Regions from separate parts of the Mus musculus genome. Here region 1 is linked to region 2. Evidence: chromatin loops called from intact Hi-C (ENCODE). Cell type or tissue: heart. All regions are shown on one strand. Links, peaks and the distances in the headings refer to the core of each region. The heading gives the core; the rest is flanking DNA.

Region 1 (2,905 bases), core at 169-2,668, 170 kb before region 2:
CTTCATAAATGACCCTTTAGATTGGACAGTTGCCATCAACTGGGTCTGAGTTTCAGGAGGCACCAAGCTCCAGAGTGGCCAAGGTTTTACACGCACATGCACGTAAACACATACACACATACACACACACATACACACACCTGACACTTCTGTGCCCAGCTTTACATGGGTTCTAGGAATTCACATTCAGGTCTGCATGCTCATGTGACAGGAAGGAGAAGCTTCTGGGGGTGGGGGCTGTCAGTAAAACTTCAAGTCAGAACTCCTGAAGTCCTCGGCTTCCCCACAGACACTCAGGCATCCTTAGCTGACTGTGTGCATTTATGTAAGCCAACAGCCTGTGTGCCCCCAGGTCCATATAGGTGGTAAGGAATCCCCTACCCAGGTCTCCTTCTCTATCCTCCTGGGAGTTCTACCTCCTAGAAGGGTACAGGACCCAGAGAGTCAGACTTACTGAAGTGTGAGGCTAAGGAGTTTATGACTGAGAAAAGAAAGATATCACTGAAGGTGGCAATCTTCGGAGCCCCAGAGAGCAGAACCCAGAACCTGTTGATTATGCATGGAAGGGGCTTGGGAGCCACTGCTGCCCATCCTCTTTCTTCCTAGAGAATGATGGTTGGTGCCCTCTCTACACTGGGCCAAGTGCTGCCAGGCTCTGTGGGGCTATCACAGGGTCCCACAAAGGAACCTCGCTCTGCCCCTCAGGCCCATGAGCCATGCTCAAGTCCAGGGCCCACATGACCACTTCTCAACGAGCTGGTGTACCAACCTGTGCAGTAGCTAATCTGGGATCGAACCTGCAGGCAATGGTGAGAACTGGCAGGGTGCCCAGGGTGGGGTGAGTGATGGGCCTGGCATAGTCAAGTGGTTGTCAGGCCTTAGGCTATACCAAGGCTACAGCACACAGTGTTCTCCCCAGGGCACCACAGAAGCACCAAGCTCAGCCTCCTGCCTGGTAGTCTGGTCTGTGTCACTCTGACAGGAGGAAACAACTACTCCACTGGGGACAGGCAGAGGCTCAGCTGGGTTGGGAGACAGAGTAAGGGATAGCAGTGTTTAAGCAGCTTGGGGACCTGGGAGAGGGACAAGTGTCTGGGTTGAATGAGGGTCCAGTGGGCCCAGCAGGGGCTCAGGTGAAGGCAAGAGTGAGGGATAGGGGTAGTGAGACTTAGTGAGTACTCAGAGCCAGGATGGGGGTCACAGAGTGTGGATAGGTGGGACATTGAAGATAGCTCTGCTCTGTTGGGACCCCTGTCACGCAGGTCTTAGTGCCTTTGCATCAGACCAAGGAGCAACGTGAGGTCACAGCTCTCAGGCCTCCAGGAAAAATCAGCATTTGGAGCAGGCCATACAGTGTCTCTGCTTGGTGGACCCTTTTCCCAGCACTGGCCAATTTACCTCTTCCTCTCTGTGACAGGGCTCTTCTTTGCCCAGGGCCTGTAGAGACCCTACATTTGCCTGTTGGTTGGCTCCCTCGCGTGGCCGACTGAGGTATAACATCTGCCCCACAAGTGCCCCCATGTGGCCAACTGTAGTATAACCTTCACTAGGTGAGGGCTGTCAGTACAGAGACTGTGAGGCTCAATCAATAAGCTGCTGGGTGTTGAGAAGATGTACCACTGAAGAACTCGGGGTTACTGACATTTGATAGACCAAGACAAACACCAAAGATTCCAATATCCCAGACTTCAGGGTCCACTCAGGTCCCTCAAAGGCTCTGACCTTGTTGGCAAGGAAGTGAGGAGAGGGTGGGGGCTGTGCATTCCTAGGGCCATTGTAAGTCAGAACTTCAAAGAAGCCATAGGCAATAAATGCCAAATAGTGGGAGGATTTCTGTCCTTGAGGTCTCTGGAGACCAGCCCCCCCCCCCCCACACACACACACACACACAGAGTTGCCTAGAAAGACTATGTGTCTGCCCAGGCTCCAAGCCTCCTCAGCAATGCCATGTTCCTGCCTTGTCCCAAAGAGGCAGGCCCGTTATGATGGCTATCCCAGCAGTTCATGTGGTGCGGTGGCCCCAGCATTTGGGGGACTCTGTCAGCACTCCTCTTCATTTGACTGAAGAGGAGACAGGACAGGAGCTTAGGAAGCCATGGTTGGAGGACCTAGGCTTTTGGTCCAGGCTGCCTCTGCCACCTTAGGAGAAGGAGGTTTTTTTTTTGTTTTGTTTTGTTTTGTTTTTTTTTAATTTATTCACTACACATCCCGCTCGCTGCCCTCCCCCTGGTCACTGCCTCTCACAATCCTTACATCACCCCCACCCCTTCTCCTTTGATCGGGTGGGGTCCCCTGGTTTCCCCACACACCCTGTCACCTCAAGTCTCTGCAAGACTAGAGTTTCCTCTCCCATTGAGGCCAGACAAGGCAGCCCAGCTAGAAGAACATATCCCATATACAGGCAACAGCTTTTTGATTAGCCCCTTCTCCACTTGTTCAGGACCCACAGGAAGGCCATGCTGCACATCTGTTACATAAGTGGGGGGAGGTCTAGGTCCAGCTGCTGTGGTTTTTGGTTGGTGATTCAATCTCTGAGAGCCCCAAGGGTCCAGGTTAGTTGACTCCATTGGGATTCCTGCAGAGTTCCTATCCCCTTAGGGGCTGCAATCTAGATAAGGATTTCTTAAAGAGGGAGATAGAGAAGTACCGCCCACATTGCTTCGGAACACAGTCATTAGAGCTATATCCTTGGGGCTTCCCTGGCCAGGTGGAGTGGGGCTGAACTGATTTAGAGTCTTAAGGCCTGAAGCTGAGTCTGCTCTGGCGATGGGGTGCTCAGCTCTAGCCTAGTAATATAGCCCTGTGGATCACATGGCCAAGATTTCCACCATTATCCCATAACACACTAGAGCTAAGGACATGGCAGGGCAGGAAGACCTGGGCTCTAGACCTATGTTCCCAAACT
Region 2 (2,905 bases), core at 291-2,790:
ATAGGAAGAGAGGTCATAGGCTAGGCCCACAGGACTTTCAGAAAGAGCATCCCCACCCAGGGGAGGCTGGGAGGACAGAGGCAGCCCCAGCAGCACATACCAGCTCTGTCCAGTGTACAATGGCTTCCCAAGAGAAACACTCGCTGGGGAATTTCTCTCTGAACTGCTTCTCAGCCACCTGGGGCACCAGGAGATGAGGCTGGCTCACCAGGGCAGCGAGTACATCAGCAATGCCACCAGAACCTGCCAGGATCAGCCATGGGGCAGCCTGCTCCACTGCCCTGGAAATCCTCTGGGGGAGGCAAAGAAGGTGACACCCAGATGAATGCTTAGGAGGTGCCTTAGCCCTCCACACCACCCTGTAGATGCCCTGAGAAACTACCATATCCTTCAGGGCTCCAGCCAGGGGAGGGGGAGTTCTTTTCTTTCTGCCCTTACCTCTAGGGTGTTGGGGTCACCATTGACCAACAGGCAAAGGACAGGTATCTGGATGCAGCTGGTGCCTGTGGGCAGAGCAGCCATGAGGCCATTTGATGCTCAGAATGTGAGAACTCAGGACCATCTCCAACTCCAACTTCAGGCATCCTTGGGTGCCATGTTTCTGCACGCCCTGGCCTGGCCTGGCAAAAGCTTTTTTTTCCCCTAATCTAGTCTTTAAAAACAAATTTTATTTATTTATTTATTTATTTAATGTATATGAGTACACTGTAGCTGTCTTCAGACACACCAGAAGAGGGCATCAGATCCTGTTACAGATGGTTGTGAGCCACCATGTGGTTGCTGGGAATTGAACTCAGGACCTCTAGAAGAGCAGTCAGTGCTCTTAACCGCTGAGCCATCTCCCCTGCCCCAAGTCTAGTCTTAATTTTGAAATATAGTTTAGGGTGATCCCCTGCTTGCATCTCTAGAGTGCTAGAGTTACAGGCATGTGCCACAGAGCCTGGTTTATTCTGTGCTGGGGATTAATCCCAGAGCATTGTGCACAAAAGGCAAGCACTCTACTAACTGAGCTACATCCCCAGCCCACAGTGGCTTTTCCCCCCCAAGGGTGAACCCAAACCCAAATAGTGTATCAAATCCCTGAGCTGTGGGCCCACACCTTACATCTGCACTGTCCAGAGCTGGCATTAAACACAAAGTAACTTAAGAGAAAAGAAGCCTAGTTGTACCTGCCACAGCCCAAAAGCAGATACACTGTGGCTAGGTAGTCACTCTATAAGCATAGGACAGAGTTGCTCTGCATTGTAAGAGACACACCAGGCCAACAAACGGTCAAAAGCTGGTGGGATCAGACCCAATCTGCAGTGGTTCTATTGAGACCTTTGTGGTATCAAACACAGATCTGTTTCCACTGTTAAAGTGCACTGGCTTTACCAAAAATTTCTAAGCAATGACATTGTAGCTTATAAATATTTTTTTGTCCCTTAATATTGTCCTAGTATCTCTCTTTCACACCCACCATTAGCCACAGATATACCCATTCCCTCAGGCAATTCTGCTCCCTGGTGGCAGTAAAGGGGACTGCACCTCTGGGAAGACTATTGGCTATCAGAGTCTGCAGCCAGAGCAGCACCATTTAAAACAGTGGCAACTGCCCTGTCGTCTGCCCAGGAGGTAGCTGCTGCCTAGCCAAGGTCACACTGCCCAGCTGTGTCACTCTTCCATCCCACACCAACAGCTCTTCTTCCCTGGCCTTGTACACTCAGGCATGCAGGACCCTCCCCCACTTCCTGGAAGGCCTTTTCCCGCTCTCTCTATAAAGTTCTTACTGGTGTGTGCCACATCTCCATGTCTACATCCCCAAGATGCTGTAGATGGGCAGCTAGAGCAAGCCTTACCCCCATAACCTGTCCTCTGCTGAGAGATGTGCTTCTCCAGGCTCAGCTGCAGCTCTGTCAGCCCGTCGTTCCCACTCCCAAGGGCGCCTGACTCCACAAGGATGAAGTGGGAGAGATTGCTGTCCAGGGGGCAGAGGGGTCCCTGAATGTTGCCCTCATCTGCTGGGTAGTGGATGGGAGTATCCTCCTGTGCCAAGGAGAGAGGGGGAGGCAGAGACCTCAGGAGCAGCTTGGGCTGGGCCTTGCTGTGCTGTGCACGCCATGCTGGGGCCCTGGGAGAGGCTTCAGCAAGGCCTCAGAGTTCCCACCCCTCAGGCAGAGGGAGGCTGGACCGCTGGGCCAGGGGGCCTCCCTGGAATGAGTGAACCATGGAAACAGCTGGGGCCAGGGCTTTGCAAGCTCCACCTTCCAGACTCTTCTGGGCTGGGGTCCAGACTTCACCTCAGTGGGGCCTCCTGGGCTTCTCATTGGTTCTGCCTTACACAGACCACAGGGTGGGGGGGGTGTGTATGAATACCAGAGAGCCAAAGCCACCTGGCCAGGGCTTTCTGGGACTTGAGGACAGCCGTCCAGCCAGGCTGGGCCTAGAGCGTTATAGGTCTGGCTTTCCATAGGGAGTACAGCAGGTTGCCACTCTTATTCCTGAGAGATGCTGCCACCTGGTGGGAAGTTTTGGGCCCATGGAACCCACATCTTCCCACTGCAGCCCATCCTCCCACCTCTCACCTCTCAATAGTTTCAGGGCCTCTCGGAGTGGCACAATTCTTCGGCCTGCCTATGGCTTCCTCTACCCACCCAAGCTCACTAAACCCTATCAGCTGTGGTCCTGTGAACCTGTCACTAACCTTTTGGTGGACACCATCTAGAAGTTGACGGTGAAGGATTCGATCCAGAGAGGCCATTCCGATGGCCACTACACGGATCTTGGTGGATGTGCTAGCCAGAGAGTGATCACGTACAGCTTGTCCAACATGGCGGGCCAGGCCCACGTGGAGGGCACTGGTCAGGATCCAGGCACCTATGGGAGGGGGAGAGAAGGGTCCTGGAGTCCTCACAGCTGGCTGACC

What was found. Hi-C counts contacts between places; a loop is a spot of excess contacts. Peaks named below come from ENCODE experiments on the same cell type or tissue, not always from the same donor. Only the 100,000 strongest peaks of a DNase experiment are listed, where the experiment ranks them.
Region 1: a loop joins it to region 2, with 10 times the contacts of the local background. A loop is called at or near these places in 13 of 42 quality-filtered maps.

What each region holds. Positions count from the first base shown.
Region 1 is chr7:142,917,939-142,920,843 of GRCm38, forward strand. No RefSeq gene overlaps it. Among named protein-coding and RNA genes, the nearest start is that of Th, 19 kb to the left of the region's middle. In heart, for the core only: no CTCF peak of the experiment used is centred there; DNase peaks (open chromatin) are centred at 863 and 1,493; H3K27me3 peaks cover 817 bases.
Region 2 is chr7:143,085,018-143,087,922 of GRCm38, forward strand. It overlaps Trpm5 (transient receptor potential cation channel, subfamily M, member 5), which reads right to left. Exons shown (of 25, transcript NM_020277.2): 4 at 2,684-2,856; 5 at 1,839-2,025; 6 at 439-503; 7 at 101-292. Among named protein-coding and RNA genes, the nearest start is that of Trpm5, 8.2 kb to the right of the region's middle. In heart, for the core only: CTCF peaks have their summits at 1,526 (motif pointing left) and 2,499 (motif pointing left); DNase peaks (open chromatin) are centred at 1,594 and 2,264; H3K27ac peaks cover 871 bases; H3K27me3 peaks cover 298 bases.